Regions from separate parts of the Homo sapiens genome. Here region 1 is linked to region 2. A link is a loop called in an ENCODE intact Hi-C map of the cell type or tissue named here. Cell type or tissue: heart right ventricle. All regions are shown on one strand.

The links. Hi-C counts contacts between places; a loop is a spot of excess contacts. Peaks named below come from ENCODE experiments on the same cell type or tissue, not always from the same donor. Only the 100,000 strongest peaks of a DNase experiment are listed, where the experiment ranks them.
Region 1: it touches region 2 in a loop (4-fold over the local background); 7 of 110 quality-filtered maps call a loop at or near these places.

What each region holds. Positions count from the first base shown.
Region 1 is chr1:167,581,741-167,589,740 of GRCh38, reverse strand. No RefSeq gene overlaps it. Among named protein-coding and RNA genes, the nearest start is that of CREG1, 32 kb to the right of the region's middle. In heart right ventricle, no CTCF peak of the experiment used is centred here; no DNase peak of the experiment used is centred here.
Region 2 is chr1:167,816,209-167,824,208 of GRCh38, reverse strand. It overlaps ADCY10 (adenylate cyclase 10), which reads left to right. Exons shown (of 33, transcript NM_018417.6): 29 at 1,086-1,201; 30 at 2,068-2,185; 31 at 5,942-6,137. Among named protein-coding and RNA genes, the nearest start is that of ADCY10, 94 kb to the left of the region's middle. RefSeq lists a silencer at 3,776-3,925. In heart right ventricle, no CTCF peak of the experiment used is centred here; a DNase peak (open chromatin) is centred at 3,848; H3K4me3 peaks cover 879 bases; H3K27ac peaks cover 1,471 bases.

The DNA of each region.
Region 1 (8,000 bases), 230 kb after region 2:
GTAAGCAGGCTTAGTTGTTGGAGAGGGAAGATTTTGACTAAGATTGCTTTCTTCTGTTAGTCTGCCCCAGGAACAGTCCCCAGGAACTTACAGCTTGGTCCTATAGAGAAGGGGGGTGTACATTAAAACTCTTTGAGGAGTGGAGGCACAAGCAGTCCTTCTTTGTTTGTGGCCAATCTGCGGCCAATATTTCTTTGTTTATCTCCCAGCATCCTCTCCCTTGGTGCAGCAACACTCCCTGACTTCCCCGCCCTCTCCTAGTCATGTTGTTGGGGTGCAACACATGACTCAGCCTTGGGCAGTGGGCATAGTTCATTCCCTGGCTTAGGAGTGGGCTCCTTGCCTGAGCTGGTCTGATGAGAAGAAACCCAAGACTCCTCTGCAGAACTCCCAGAAGAGAGGCTTTCCTTGTACTGCCTTGGAGGCCGTTAGGTTATGATGGTTTGCCCCTGCCTAGAGCCTAAGAATGCTGGCAACACAGGGAAGGGCAGAGCAAAGAGTTAGAAAGAACCCAGAAGACAACACTCGAGCTCTGAGCCCAGCCACATCTGAACGTAAAGCTCCTCTTGGGATTTTTTTTTTGAACACTATACTTTTTTATTTTTAATTATATTAGTTGTACATATTTTGGGGTACATAAGATATTTTGATACATGTATACAATGTGTAAGGATCAAATCAGGGTAACTGGATATCCATCACATCAAACATTTTTCTTTTCTTTGTGTTGGGAACATTAAAATTCTTCTCTTCTAGCTATTTTGAAATACACAATAAGTTATTAACTATAGGCCAGGCATGGTGGCTCATGTCTGTAATCCCAGCCCTTTGGGAGGCCAAGGAGGGCAGATCACCTGAGGTCAGGAGTTCGAGACCAGCCTGGCCAACATGGTGAAACCCCCTTTCTACTAAAAATACAAAAATTAGTAGTCCCAGCTACTTGGGAGGCTGAGGTGGGAGAATCACTTGAACCCAGGAGGCAGAGGTTGCAGTGAGCTGAGATCACGCCACTGCACTCCAGCCTGGGTGACAAAGCAAGACTCTGTCTCAAAAAAAAAAAAATTTTAACTATAACTTCCCATTACACTATAAAATACTAGAACTTATTCCTTCTATCTAACTGTATCTCTGTACCCATTAACCAACTTCTCTTGATCTTCCTCCCACTTCCTTTCCCAGCTTCTGGTAGCCACCATTCTACTTTCCATGTCCATGAGGTTCACTTTTTTAGTTCCCACATATGCATGAGAACATGTGATATTTGTCTTTCTGTGCCTGGCTTATTTTACTTAACATAATGATCTCCGGTTCCATCCATGTTGCTGTAAATGACAGGATTTCATTATTTTCCATGGCCAAATAGTATTCCACTGTGTATATATGCCATATTTGCTTTATCCATTCTCCCGCTGATGGACAATTAGGTTGATTCTACATCTTTGATATTATGAATAGTGCTCCAATAAACATGGGAGTGCAGATGTCTCTTTGATATATTAATTTCCTTTCTTTCAAAGATATACCCAGCAGGGGGATTGCTGGATCATATGGTAATTCTATTTTTAGCTTTTTAAGGAACCTCCATATTGTTTCCTGTAATAGATGTACTAATTTACATTCCCACCAACAGTGTGTGTTCCCCTTTCTCCATATTCTCAGCAGCATTTTTTTTTTTTTACTTTTTGATAATAGCTATTCTAACCGGGGTCATATGATATCTCATTGTGGTTTTGATTTGCATTTTCCTGATGATTAGTGATGTTGAGCATTTCTCAAATACCCATTGGCCATTTGTATGTCATCTTCTAAGAAATGTCTTCAGTAACATAAATAGTATCTTCCTTTTGGTTGCTTACTTATTTTTTGCCATGGTCGGTTTGAGTGTGATTTTGCTGACACTTGATTCGGAAAATGTCCCCAAAGGTAACCACCTAAAATAGTATGAAACAAATTCAGGAAAAGAGAGGCCATCTTCCTTTTCTACCATAGCATTTAGGGGCTCCAGTGGCACAGAAGGTGGCAGAAGCCCCCTGCCAGGAATTGTGGGGTCTGCCACAGTGGCCCCTTCAGATGCATGTGAAGAGGCCAGAAGAAGTAGTGATATCTTGCAAGGGCAGTAGTGTCTGCAGGAGATCCCCAGCAGAGGAAGCTCTAGCAGGAGGAGGTGAGAACATGGTCCATGTGATGCGTACACCAGTCTCCTCGCCCCAGGGCTGTGGCTGCCAGTGTGCTTGCTGCTGTGGTCATCATCACTTCATCTCCTCATACTGCCAGCAGCTTCAGCCTCCCCCTGGAGACAGCCTGCTTCTACATGGCTTCTATAATGCTTATGGGGACAGCACAGGTGTCCAAATTTTTCCTGACTAGACCCACAGCTGCTGTGGCTCCTCTCACACTTCTGGGCTCAGGTGAAGACCACATTGGAGGACATGGGATCTGGCCTCCCTATTAACTGCATAGAGTAGCCACATAACTCAACCAGAAGAGTAGGGGAACCAACACCCTGTATAGTGAATCTTAACAATGACAGAAGGTGAAAGACCTGGCAGATATAGCCCTCTCCTTTTTCACTAAGAGGGACATTTCCAGGGCATGGGTTTCTACAGGGCCTGTCTAGACAACATTCTGCACAGCTGAGCAGCTGCTCTCTTTCCTTGGAAGCTGTGGGCTGCTAATCCAAGTGCCACCTTGCATTTGCTTTCCTTCCTTCCCTGCCTTGCCCCCGCCCTGGGATTTACATTGAGCTGTAGCATGTGAGGCTTGCCTCTGCTCTGTTTTTCTAGAAAACATGGGCTGAGGGAGTAACTGATAGTATTTGTCATGAACACATGTGAGCTGCTCCCTAAAGGGAGCATTGCAAGATTTAACAAATAAAAACAGAGGGCCAGGCACGGTGGCTCAGGCCTGTAATCCCAGCACATTGGGAGGTTGAGGTGAGCGGATCACCTGACGTCAGGAGTTCAAGACCAGCCTGGCTAACATGGTGAAACCCCATTTCTACTGAAAATATAAAAAAATTAGCTGGGCATGGTGGCGCACACCTGTAGTCCCAGCTACTTGGGAGGGTGAGGAAAGGGTACCGCTTGAACCCAGTAGGCAGAAGTTTCAGTGAGTCGAGATCCACTACTGCACTCCAGCCTAGGCAACAGAGTGAGATTCCATCTCAAAAAAAGAAACAAAGCAAAAAAACAAAACAAAACAAAACAACCCAGGACACTTAGTTAATATTGAATTCCAGATGAATATAAAAAAAATGTTTAGTATACATATATCCCAAATATTGCATGGGATATAGTCATGCTAAGAGGAATTATTTGTTATTTACCTGAAACTCAAATTTAACTGCGTGTCCTGTATTTTATTTTAACTGTGTGTCCTGTATTTTATCTGGCAACCTTATCTGATGACTCCCAATGACTCCCAGAAATACCTGGGGGAAAAGGAGGACCTAGGTCTTTGATGATGTCATTAAGGCACTACACTATCTCTGGACTATATTTCTCCAGACTTCTTAGAGTTTAAGAAAATGAAACCCCAATTATTTAGGACTACAAATGTCAGGTTTTATTTCACTTGCAAAAAATTGATTAACCTGTCGAATTCATCTTTGTTTCTTTCTTTGGAACTTAGCACAGTGTTTAAGCCCAGAGTAAGTGCTACATAAATGACTGTTAAATCATTTATATTTAGAGGAAATAAATTTCTTTCAATGTATAGACTAGGCATCATGTATTTATAGGAAAACAAGGGAGACCGGGCACAGTGGCCCATGCCTCTAATCCCAACACTTTGGGAGGCCAAGGCAGGAGATTGCTTGAGCCCGGGAGTTCACGATCCGCCTGGGCAACATAGTGAGACCCTATCTCTTTAAAACAAACAAACAAGGGCTAAATAATTTTGTCAAGTTTTTATTAAGGAAAAATTTAAACATATAAAATTGCATGTAAAATAACACAATAAGCCCTAAAGTCCCATGTACATATCACCCAGCTTAACAATTGAGGATAAATAATTTAATGCTTTATGACTATTACATAAAATGATACTTTATATCCATCACTGATAACTTTCTTTTTTTTCAGACGGCATCTTGCTCTGTCACCCAGGCTGGAGAGCAGTGGCACAATCTCGGCTCACTGCAACCTCCGCCTCCTGAGTTCAAGCAATTATCCTGCCTCAGTCTCTCAAGTAGCTGAGACTACAGGCACATGCCGCCATGCCCAGCTAATTTTTTTTATTTTAGTAGAGACGGGTTTCCACTGTGTTGCCCAGGCTGGTCGCGAACTCCTGAGCTCAGGCAATCCTCCCGCCTTGGCCTCCCAAAGTGCTGGGATTACAGGCGTGAGCCACCCTGCCCAGACCATCACTGATAACTTTCTTTTGTGGAGGTGATCACTGTTCAATCGCCATTCCATCTCTTGCATCCTGAGATAATAACAAAGATGTAATTGGTTTTTTGCCAAATTAAGTATCACCATTTAGACTCCTTCAGCAGATAGAAAGAGAAAGATTTTCAGAATTTTATAAAGTCAAAACCAGAAAGCCATAGCAGAAAGAGCAATACTGGAAGTCAAAAGCTCTGTTTGGGTCAAACTGTGTCTAAATTTCTCATCCATGACGAGTGGGGTCTGAAACGGAATATCCTCTAAGGGCTTTCCAACTCCAACAATACATGAGTTTTGAAAGAATCCTACATGTTTACTGAGTGGCATTTGAACCACACACTCAAGGTATGAGTTCTGCTTTGGGTCTGCACTTGGATCCTGCTTTAGGTCAAGAATGACTCTCTCAGAGAGGATGCTGTGGTGTGCCCCTCAGATACCCACTTCCAACCCCTTTCGGGACTGGGTCACTTATTTCCTCATTCGCTCAGAGTGTTGACAACTCACAGCTGGTAGCTGAGGCCCTCTCTGGAGATTGCCCTCAGCTGTTGAACACAACTAGTAAAGACAGGGTGTATAAATATCTAGCCCCCTTGCCCCAGTGTGGGATGGCTATGAGCCATCTCAGCTCCACAGGACCAGTGGGATTGGTTCAGGCTTTTGATGTGACTACATCACAGCTTAACTTCTCCTGTTGCCCCATCATGCTCCCTTCCCTTCCCCTGGGAGTTAATTTTAAAAGCACTCCCCGATAAACCTCTTTTTTGTTGTTGTTGTTGTTGTTGTTTTTTTTTTGAGACAGAATTTCGCTCTTGATGCCCAGGCTGGAGTGTAATGGCATGATCTCAGCTCACTGCAACCTCCGCCTCCCAGATTCAAGCAATTCTTCTGCCTCAGCCTCCCAAGCTGGGATTACAGGCATGTGTCACCATGCACCTCTTGCACCCGGTCTCCTTCTCAGAGTCTGATGCCCAGGAAATCTGATCTGTGGCAGTGTGGGGATTCATCCAAGAATGAAGACTGTTTGTAAATTGAGATTTGAGGGTGGAATCATCCACTGGCCAGCCAGCTGTGAGGACCAGCCGCTGGTGGTTGGGGGTGCACAAATGGCCTCAGGCCCGCTGTACTGCTGCAACTATTAAAACTCCACCATGGTGTACATGGAAGGATGGCTGGTAGAATAGGACTTACTGGCAAGTAGTGTATCAGGCATTTGAGAGATACAGGGCAATAGTCATTATAAAGACAATAGAACTAGATAGTTGTTGTTAGGAAATAATCTATTCTTTGGGGCAAGACCGTAAAAGGCTGAGGGTAATTAATCACCTCTTACAGGCTAAGTCAGAATTCCAGAGGACATCCTCAGAAGCATAAAAAGATACCCTCATCTCCTATCATTGGAGTGCAGAAAAACCTGAGGAATGAATTTAGGATTTAATTATGGAAGCACAGAGTTTCAGAGAAGGTTGAGTTCTGAGTTCCACAGACCAGCTCTGCCAAGGTCAGAGCCCTAATTATGAAGGAATGGAACTGCAATACATGGGATGTGGACAACTGATGTAGGATTTTTTCTTCTTGGTCACTTTGCAAGCCTGGGACCTCCAGCCAGTGATGTCCGCCCAGGGCTTGCTTGGCTATGCTGGTGTGCCTCAGCTTGTCTGTGTTATAGCTTGTACCCACATTTGGTGATTCTCAAGCTCTTGTACCACACCCAAGAAGATTGAGGATATGCTGCACATTGAAGGGTGAGGAGGGCAGAGAAGAATTTTACTGAGCGACCGAACAGCTCTCAGTGGAGAGGGGACACAGGGGATGGTCCCTCACCCCCACAGTCAGGTGGTTCTCTCCTCCTTGCGTAGGTGGGTCTGGGGATTTTTATGGACTCAGAATGGGGAGGGGCAGGCCATAGGTAGTATTGGAAAAGGCAACACTCAATTGGTTAAAAAGTATTATTCAGAAAGAATCAATAGGGAAAGGGTGAGCAAACAGGAACAGAAGTTCTCATTCTGGGTCACCGGTTTCATCTGGGACCAGCAATCTAGTTTTTCAGCCTTCAAGCTGTTTTTGACTTGAAGGTGGGGTTTCACCAGGGACCCACCCCTATCTGCCTCAGCATTTGGCTGACTCCTATCGCTATCAAAACTGTGTTAATGTATTAGAAACTCTTGAATCCCCAGATTCTCCTGTATCCTCTGGGTCTGCAGAAGCAACCCACTCCTTCCTGTTAAAAGATGGTACTCTGATGTGCACCACCACCCCCAAGGAACACCCCTTGGTTTAAGCCAATGCAAAGTCCTTTGCCTTGCGAGACAGCATGCACACTCCTCAAGGATATGTTCTCAACTCCCCTCCTGACCAATAATCAGAAATATGTCACAACGTAACCCAACTGTGCTGGGCCTGCTAAGAGAGGAAAGGGATTACAGCCAGCAGGAGCCACCGGACATATATGCATATGCATACATTCCAATATGCGCTGGCAGGAGCTGGGAGAATACATAAATGACTAGATTCTAAGGGTACTGGATCAAGGGGCATGGGACATAAAGTTGGTTAGGGGACAGTTTATCAATATGGCAGCACTCTTCTGCAATACAGATTTAATACCCTATTTAAGGAGGTGAAGCTAACATATTTCTAGGATGGCCCTTAGAAGCTTGGACAAAGTGAAGTAGAAGTGCCAGAATTGCTGTGGCAGATGGTGGAAGAGGGATAGAAACCTTGAGCAGTAGGCCTACTACAGTGGATATAATTAGCAAAACTGGGAAACTCACTCTATGACTATGTTTGGTGGGAAGCCCTGGAGGACACACTGTTGATAAAATCAATAAGAAATGCACTGACAAGAAGGCACCAGAATCTCTGAGAAGCTTAGTGGTTGGTGATAGTCTTCTGCAAGGTGGGAGATCCTGTTGCAGAACTGGGCTCTCTGATAGTAGAAGGAAATGACAGAATTCCAAAATAATAGAGTCAGGTGACACTTAAATACCAGAAGAAAAGTGGGTGCAATTATTGTCATGAAAAGCAAAGCTGAAGTGGAAGCCCAGGAGGCCTGACCTGAGAGCTATTGAAGCAGCAACTAGAACGTGATGTCCCTGGAGGTAAGACAAACAGACAGTCAACAGGGTCTTGCCCAATCTATACAAGCAAAAGAAATCAAGAGTAGATGATTAGGAGACTAAAAGTAGCCACCACAGTAAAAACTTAAAATCTCTTTTTTAGTTTCCAGACCTGAGCCAGTTTTCTGACCTAGCACCCATTGATTGAAGGAGAATCTAAATCCCTGGGAAGGCCTTATAAAACCATAGCAAGTATAAATGGCAATGATTCCCCTAGTCTTCCCCCCAAAATACTAAGAACTATTTACTTAGGTAATTATGTACTGGGAAAGCGTGGTACCCATATAGTTTGAGGACACAGAGCCCAAGTTAATATTGGTACCTGGAAACCTAAGACATTAGGAGAGCCATCTATTAGAGGAGGGGTGAATGGGCACCAGGTAATAAATGGTCGAGGCCTAGGTCGAGCTCACACTTGGTCCCCTGGGGTCCACAGACTCACCCAGTGATCATGGTCCTAATCCCCAAATGTGTAATTTGAAATGGACATACTTGAGGG
Region 2 (8,000 bases):
TGGGATTACAGGCAACGTGCCACCACACCCAGCTAATTTTTGTATTTTTTAGAAGAGAGGGGGTTTCACCCTGTTGGCCAGGCTGGTCTTGAACTCCTGACCTCAAGTGACCCACCCACCTCAGCCTCCCAAAGTGTTGGGATTACAGGCATGAGCCACTGCGCCAGGCCTTGTCTTTTTTATTTTAAACAGAATTCTTTGCCTTGCATCATCTCTAATCTGGTTGCTCTGGCCAGTGATCAGAGGGTAGTCAGACAGTCATCCCAGCTGTGGGAATCAGGCCTCCACTTCTGTCAGGTGGAGACAAAGGGAAAAGTCTTCCAGGGAGGCAAATGGCCAGAGAATAGCAACCAGGACTAGAGGTCAAGGCCAATTTGCTCTGACTCTGGTCACCCTGATATAGAGGACCCAGGAAAGAACAATTTGAAAAAAGAGCCAATTTGAGATTGAGGTTTTAGTCCTGGATAGGGGTGTGTTTGAAATCTGTTTAAGAGGTATATTTGGTTCCGAATTACTGAGAAGGACCAAGACTAGACCAGGAAGGGACTTTACTGAACCTCATCCTATCCACTGCTTTTTTTATTCAATAGCTTTGGGGGTATAAATGGTTTTCGGTCACATAGATGAATTTTATAGAGGTGAATTCTGAGATTTTAGTGCACCTGTCACCCGAGCAGTGTACACATACCCAACATGTAGTCTTTTATTCCTCACTTCCCTCCTCCCCTCCCCTCCGAGGCCCCAAAGTCCATTATATCCACTGCTTTTTTTTTTTTTTTTTTTTGAGATGGAGTTTCGCTCTTTTGCCCAGGCTGGAGTGCAGTGGTGCGTTATTGGCTCACCACAACCTCCGCCTTCTGGTTTCAAGCGATTCTCCTGCCTCAGCCTCCCAAGTAGCTGGGATTACAGGCGCCCGCCACCATGCCCAGCTAATTTTTGTATTTTTAGTGGAGATGGGGTTTCACCATGTTGGCCAGGCTGGTCTCGAACTCCTGACCTCGTGATCCACCCACCTCAGCCTCCCAAAGTGCTGGGATTACAATATCCACCACTTTTTAATGGCCACTACCTTTTCTTTTCCATAGATACCCGCAATTGATCCAGGTGCTGGGGCGGCTGTGGGAGCTTTCTGTAACACAGGAACACATCTTCAGCAAGGCATTTTTCTATTTTGTCTGCTTGGACATCCTGCTTTATTCTGGTAAGTGTGGGTTTGGGATGTAAAAGAACTTGGGGGTGTTGATACCTGTGCTGGTGTGGTGTGGCAGCTCTCAGGTTGGGGCTTTGGGACCACTAGGTTTCTGGCTGGTGGACTTACAGGGCAGGGATGGAGAGAGGCTGGTTGTGTGAGCTGAAGCACTGTCTAGCAGGTGCCGAGATTGTAAAGGCACGGCAAGAAGGAGAATTAAGTCTGAAGGAACCTGATGGATATGAGCTGCCAGTTAAACTGTCAGATCAATTTGCACCTAAGTGATAGTGGCTGACTGTCTTACTATGTGCCTTTTACCAGGGGTTTTTAACTTTTAGCAGGATGTACTTAGAGACTTCACGCTTTAGAATGAAGGACTAGATTGCTTGAGGTGAGAGTTCCAGGCTGGTAGCTATTGGTGATTTGGAAAATAAGTTACTTCCTGATAACCTTCAAGTGACACCAAGTAGGTCACTTGAAGTGTACACACTAAACCACAGGAACCAACCTGAATTGTTTTCCCCACATGTGATCTTGAAAGGGGATGCAGACATTGCCATCAACAAAGGAAGCATGTGTGGAGAGACAGAGAAGTCCTAGGCTGCACTAAGGCCAGGAAGGATTAGTTTAAACCCCACACCTGCCTGGTCGGTACTGTGGAACTGTAGTATATATCCATAACACTCCCCAATAGGTAGGACTCAGCAAACACAGGGCAATCCAGTCATGAGGTTGTTGCAATCCACGGGACCCTCTGGATTCATACAATAATCAGAGGCAACTCTCCCTGCAGTGGGAAATTCAACTGAGAGTGACTAGGCTAGAAAGATGATCACCCACACCTACTAATAACTCTCACCCATTCCTCTCTCTCTTAGGTTTTGTTTATAGAACATTTGAAGAATGTTTGGAATTCATACACCAATACGAAAACAACAGAATCCTCAAGTTCCACAGTGGACTCCTCCTGGGACTTTATTCCTCTGTAGCTATCTGGTAACAATGTGTGGCATATCACTAAATTCCCAAAGTGAAAATGTTGAATCCCAAGGAAGAGTTCTTGAAAAATCTTTTAGAAAGTATTCATAATTTATACCTGAGACAGCTTAAGGGTGTCAGAGGATATTTACACAGAGAGACATGTTAGGGATCAACTAGTTCATCCCCCTTGGCCAAGGACAGAAAAGTAAATTTATCTCAATTACATCCATGCAATAAACATTTATCGCAAACATATCATGTTGTGGTGATACAGGGATAAATAAGAAAAGATTGCTTTCTTCAGAGGGGTGCTGGGGTTTGAGGAAGACTAATGAATAGCACCACTTGCCCACCCGGCACCTGCCCATATCTAATCACATGGATTGACAAAGCCAATGTTGGAAGACATGGCTTATATCTTCACGAAAGCGGGCTTCGTAATATTGAGCACTGGAATTAGACTTAACCCATTCAGCAGCAGGCAGTTCTGGAAAACTGTAGGTCTACTCACATGGAGGCAGGCCTCTTGTAGCAGAGAGATCAGTATCACACTCCCTGTTGGCTTCACTGGCTCTCAAGATAGAGAGAGACACGGACTGAGTTATACTTGCCCAATTCATCTCCCAAATCACCAGCAAGATCTCTCCTTATCATTGAAAGGGCAAGTAAAGCGGGGAAAGAGTTCTGGTGCTTTGCACCAAATAGAGGCCCCTTACATGGAAGGAAATTTCAGGAGTGAGGAAGCAGCATTCTCCCCGCACCCCATTAACTCATTAAGCCTAAGGCTCAATTCCTTTAACCTACTACGTTTTTAACTCAGTTAAGCATGTAGCTATTATGGTCATACCCTTAAGGAAGGAGATGAATGCTAAGGTTCTAAAATGGGTCAGAACAGAACATTCATTAAATTATTTCCATGACTATCCCCAAGACTGAAAATCGCCCCCTATTATTTTATTTCCTATCTTAATTATATGCAACCGTATGGTCTATCAGAGGTTTGTGATGAGACTAAATGACAATATGAAGACATTCCTATATAAAATGCTACAAGTTAGAACAGCTCCAAATTGGAATAGAAATCCACCCCTTCCTTCTTTCTGAGACAGTCTTGCTGTGTCACCCAGGTTGGAGTCCCGTGGTGCGATCGCGGATCACTGCAGCCTCGCCTTCCCAGGCTCAAGTGATCCTCCCAAACACCTCAGCTTCCTGAGTAGCTGGAGTTGCAGGCACATACCACCACGCCTGGCTAATTTTAATCTTTTGTAGAGATGGGATGTCGTGATGTTGCCCAGGCTGGTCTCCAACTCCTGGGCTCAGGTCCCGTCTACCTCAGCCTTCCCAAATGCTGGGATTACAGGCATGAGCCACTGCACCTGGCAAGAAATCCCCTCTTATTATTAAAATTAATGAGGAGAAATTAAAATCCAAAAATTGATTACTCTTGCCAATTAAAGTTCAAAATCAAATAACTTACCAATGTGAGTTAAAGGTTAAGGAATCTAAAGTCCAGAAATCATCCAAATTTATTTTTCTTGTCTATCTCAGCAGGAGAATTTTTTAAACAGCTGTGTCCTAGGCCAATGCTGCTCAGACTTTAGTGGGCATAAAAATCACCTGGAGGGCAGTCGGCCAGCTCTCGGGGTGCTGAGCCAGGCGGGCTAGGCGAGGCGCGGGCTGGCCCCGCCCCTCTGGCCGGCCCCGCCCCTCAAGGCCGGCTAGTCCCCTTCCCAGAGACTTGGCTAGGCGGCCGGCGCTGCGGCGCCAGCAGCCCTGTGGTGGCGACGACGATGGACCAGGACCCAGTGGGCCCTGTGGAACGAGGAGAAGCCGTCGCAGCCTCGGGAGCTGCGGCCGCCGCGGCATTCGGGGAATCTGCGGGGCAGGAAATTAAGGGATCCAAAAAGCTGAGTCATGGTCCAAAAGGAAACGTTGATGTCAGGACAACCATAGCCAAATTTTATCTCAAGGATGAGTAACGAAAGAGGCTTTGAAACGTAGAACTGGGAGTCATAGGAAAAAAGAAGAAAGTCCCAAGGAGAGTCATCCACTTTGTTAGTGGCAAAACAATGGAAGAATACAGCACAGATGAAGATGAAGTTGATGGCCTGGAGAAGATGTTTTGCCTACTGTTGATCCGATTTGGCTTTAAATATTTGGCTATTAGAAAATCATGCCGGGCGCGGTGGCTGACACCTGTAATCCCAGCACTTTGGGAGGCCGAGGCCGGCAGATCACCTGAGGTCGGGAGTTCAAGACCAGCCTGACCAACATGGAGAAACCCCATCTCTACTAAAAATACAAAAAAATTAGCCAGGCATGGTGGCGCATGCCTGTAAACCCAGCTACCTGGGAGGCTGAGGCAGGAGAATTGTTTGAACCCAGGAGGCGAAGGTTGCGGTGAGCCAAGATCGCGCCATTGCACTCCAGCCTGGGCAACAAGAGCAAAACTTGGGTCTCAAAAAATAAAAAAAAATAAAAAATAAAAAAATCATAAGCAGGCCAGGAGCAGTGGCTCACGCCTGTAATCGCAGCACTTTGGGAGGCTGAGGTGGGTGGATCACCTGAGGTCAGGAGTTCGAGACCAGCCTGGCCAATATGGTGAAACCGTGTCTCTACTAAAAATATAAAAAATTAGGCAGGCGTGATGGCAGGCGCCTGTAATCCCAGCGAGGCAGGAGAATTGCTTCAACCAGGGAAGCAGAGGTTGCAGTGGGCTGAGATCGTGCCATTGTACTCCAGCCTGGTCAACAAGGGTGAAACTCCATCTAAAAAAAAAAAAAAAAAAAAATCGGATTTTCTACACAGAAAATATTCAAAGGATTGTACCATATACTCTGAAGGTAGTTCCAAATGCAGGTAGAATATTAAAGAGGTATTTCATGCAATGTAAGAATTGTTGGAATAAATGTCTTATTTTTAATTACTTTGAAGGGTTAAAAAAAAAATCACCTGGAGAGCTTGTTAACTCAGAGATGCCACACCCCCAGAGCCTGTCTGATTCAGTAGACCTGGACTGAACCAGAGAACCTGCATTAATGAGAATCCAGGTGATACTGATGATGCCAGTCTGTGGACTACATTTTGAGCAGTACTGGCCTAAATCATCTCTCTTTGGTATTGGAACAATTTCTTCAAGCCCCAGAATCCACAGCTCCAAGTGTCTGATCTCCCTCACTTTTTAATTTAAAAAGCCAAAGTGGCCGGGCATGGTGGCACAGCCTGTAATCCCAGCACTTTGGGAGGCCAAGGCGGGTGGATCACCTGAGGTCAGGAGTTCGAGACCAGCCTAGCCAACATGGTGAAACCCCGTATCTACTTAAAATACAAAAAATTAGCTGGGCGTGGTGGTACACACCTGTAGTCCCAGCTACTCGGGAGGCTGAGGCAGGAGAATCACTTGAACCCAGGAGGCAGAGGTTGCAGTAAGCCAAGATTGTGCCATTGCACTCCAGACTGGGGGACAAGAGCAAGACTTCGTCTCAAAAAAAGAAAAAAAGCCAAAGCCAAAGAGTTCAATGGTGGCTAATATTACCTGAGTGTTTCCAAGGATTCTATTCATCTCAAGTCATCAAAAAAATTTATTATTTCCTTGCTCTGTATCACATAATTTCCTGCTTTTTTAGGGAGTGTGAAGCAGGGGTAGGCAGGAGACTACACACTTCCAGAGACCCAGGTAAAGGAAGCTGCACATCCAGAGAGACATTTCAGAAAGCCAGCCTATTCCTAATGGGTGATACTGATTTTTCTTATTCTCTTGTGGTAATGCAGGTATGCCAGACTTCAGGAATGGGACAACTTTTACAAATTTTCCAATAGAGCTAAAAATCTTTTGCCAAGAAGAACCATGACACTTACTTACTATGACGGAATATCTAGGTACATGGAGGGGCAAGTTCTTCACCTTCAAAAACAAATCAAAGAACAGTCAGAGAATGCCCAAGCCAGTGGGGAGGAGCTACTCAAGGTGAGGCCTATTCTCCAGTTTCCAGTATAAAATATGCCTTAAATGGATCTCTGTCTACTTCCTGTGCTAATTATTTTCTCATTATAGAATTCATATATTTTTATAATAGAAGTTTTTGAAGGCACTTCCCCAAAGTAAGAAAGAAAATATAAATTGCCCATAACCTTACTACTCAGAGATAAGTACTTTTTGTATATTGAGATCCCACTTTTCAAGTATTTTTCTGTGTGTGTGCATGCACATTTCTCTATTTTGTAATTTGCTATTAAATATATTATGAATAATTTCCTGTCATTAAATTGTTTTTCACATCACGATTTAAAAGGAAGCATGGTACTTTATCTTACAGATATATGATTGTATGGCCTAATTATTATTGGATAGAACTTTTCTGTATGATTTTATTGCTATTGCTGTGATAAAGCATCCTGGTAGACAAATCATTCCACACGACAATTTAAAAAATTCAAATATGTATTAAGCATATTAATACAAGAGTGCTGGGGCGCAAGAGTGAGCAAATTAAACACCTCCAAGAGTTTACAACCTGGCATGGGCAAGCCCCCAAGAGAATAAAGGGCTAAATCTCTGGTGTTGGGTTGACACGTTTGCCTTGTTCTTGTAAACACTGAGCACAGGTGTACTAGTTTTCTATTGCTCTGTCACTCATTACCACAAAGTAAACAGCTTAAAACAACACCCACTTCTTAACAGAGCCTCCCTTTGTCACCCAGGCTGGAGTGCAGTGGCGCAATCTCGACTCACTGCAACCTCCGCCTCCCGGGTTCAAACAATTCTCGTACCTCAGCCTCCCAAGTAGCTGGGATTACAGGCACGTGCCACCATGCCTGGCTAATTTTTGTATTTTTAGTAGAGATGGGGATTTCACCACATTAGCCAGGCTGGTCTTGAACTCTTGACCTCAAGTGATCCACCCACCTCAGCCTTCCAAAGTGCTGGGATTACAGGTGTAAGCCACCATGCCAAGGCCAAAACAACACCACTTCTTAACTCACAGTTTGGCGGGTCCAAAGCCTGGGTGGTCTGGTCTGGGATCTCTGCTTAGGAGATGTATTTACATAAGTAGACATAATTGAATAATTGAACACATTGTTGCTGTTATTTTGAACAAACTGTCATCTTTTAGAATAAGAAAAGGAAAATTTTTATTTTACCTCCACTTACTCCTTCTTCAATGCTTTCTTTCTTTATGTAGATCTAAGTTTCTGAACTACATATTTTCCTTCTCTCTAAAGAATTTCTTTAACATTTCTTGCAAGTCAGAGCTATTAGCAACAACTTCCTTCAATTTTAGTTTGAGAAGTCTTTATTTTGTCTTCAATTTTGAAGGATAATTTCACTGGGTAAAGAATTCTAGGGATTTTTTTCCTGTCAACAGGTCATGGCACTGTCTTCTTGCTTGCATGGTTTCTGAGGAAAAGTGAAAGGCAATTCTTTTTTTGTTGTTGTTCCTTTATAGAAGTCCCTTGGGCTTCTTTAAAACTTTTTGTTTTTCTCTTTTTTTTGAAATGGAGTCTCACTCTGTCACCCAGGCTGGAGTGCAGTGGCGTGATCTTGACTCACTGCAACCTCCACCTCCTGGGTTCAAGCAATTCTCCTGCCACAGACTCCTGAGTAGCTGGGATTACAGGTGCCCGCCAACATGCCTGACTAATTTTTGTATTTTTAGTAAAGACAGGGTTTCACCATGTTGGCCAGTCTGGTCTTGAACTCCTGACCTCAAGTGACCTGCCCACCTCTGCCTCCCAAAGTGCTGGGATTACAGGTGTGAACCACCGTGCCTGACCTAAAATTTTTTATCTTTGATTTTCTGTAGTTTACAAATTATATGCCTATGTGTTG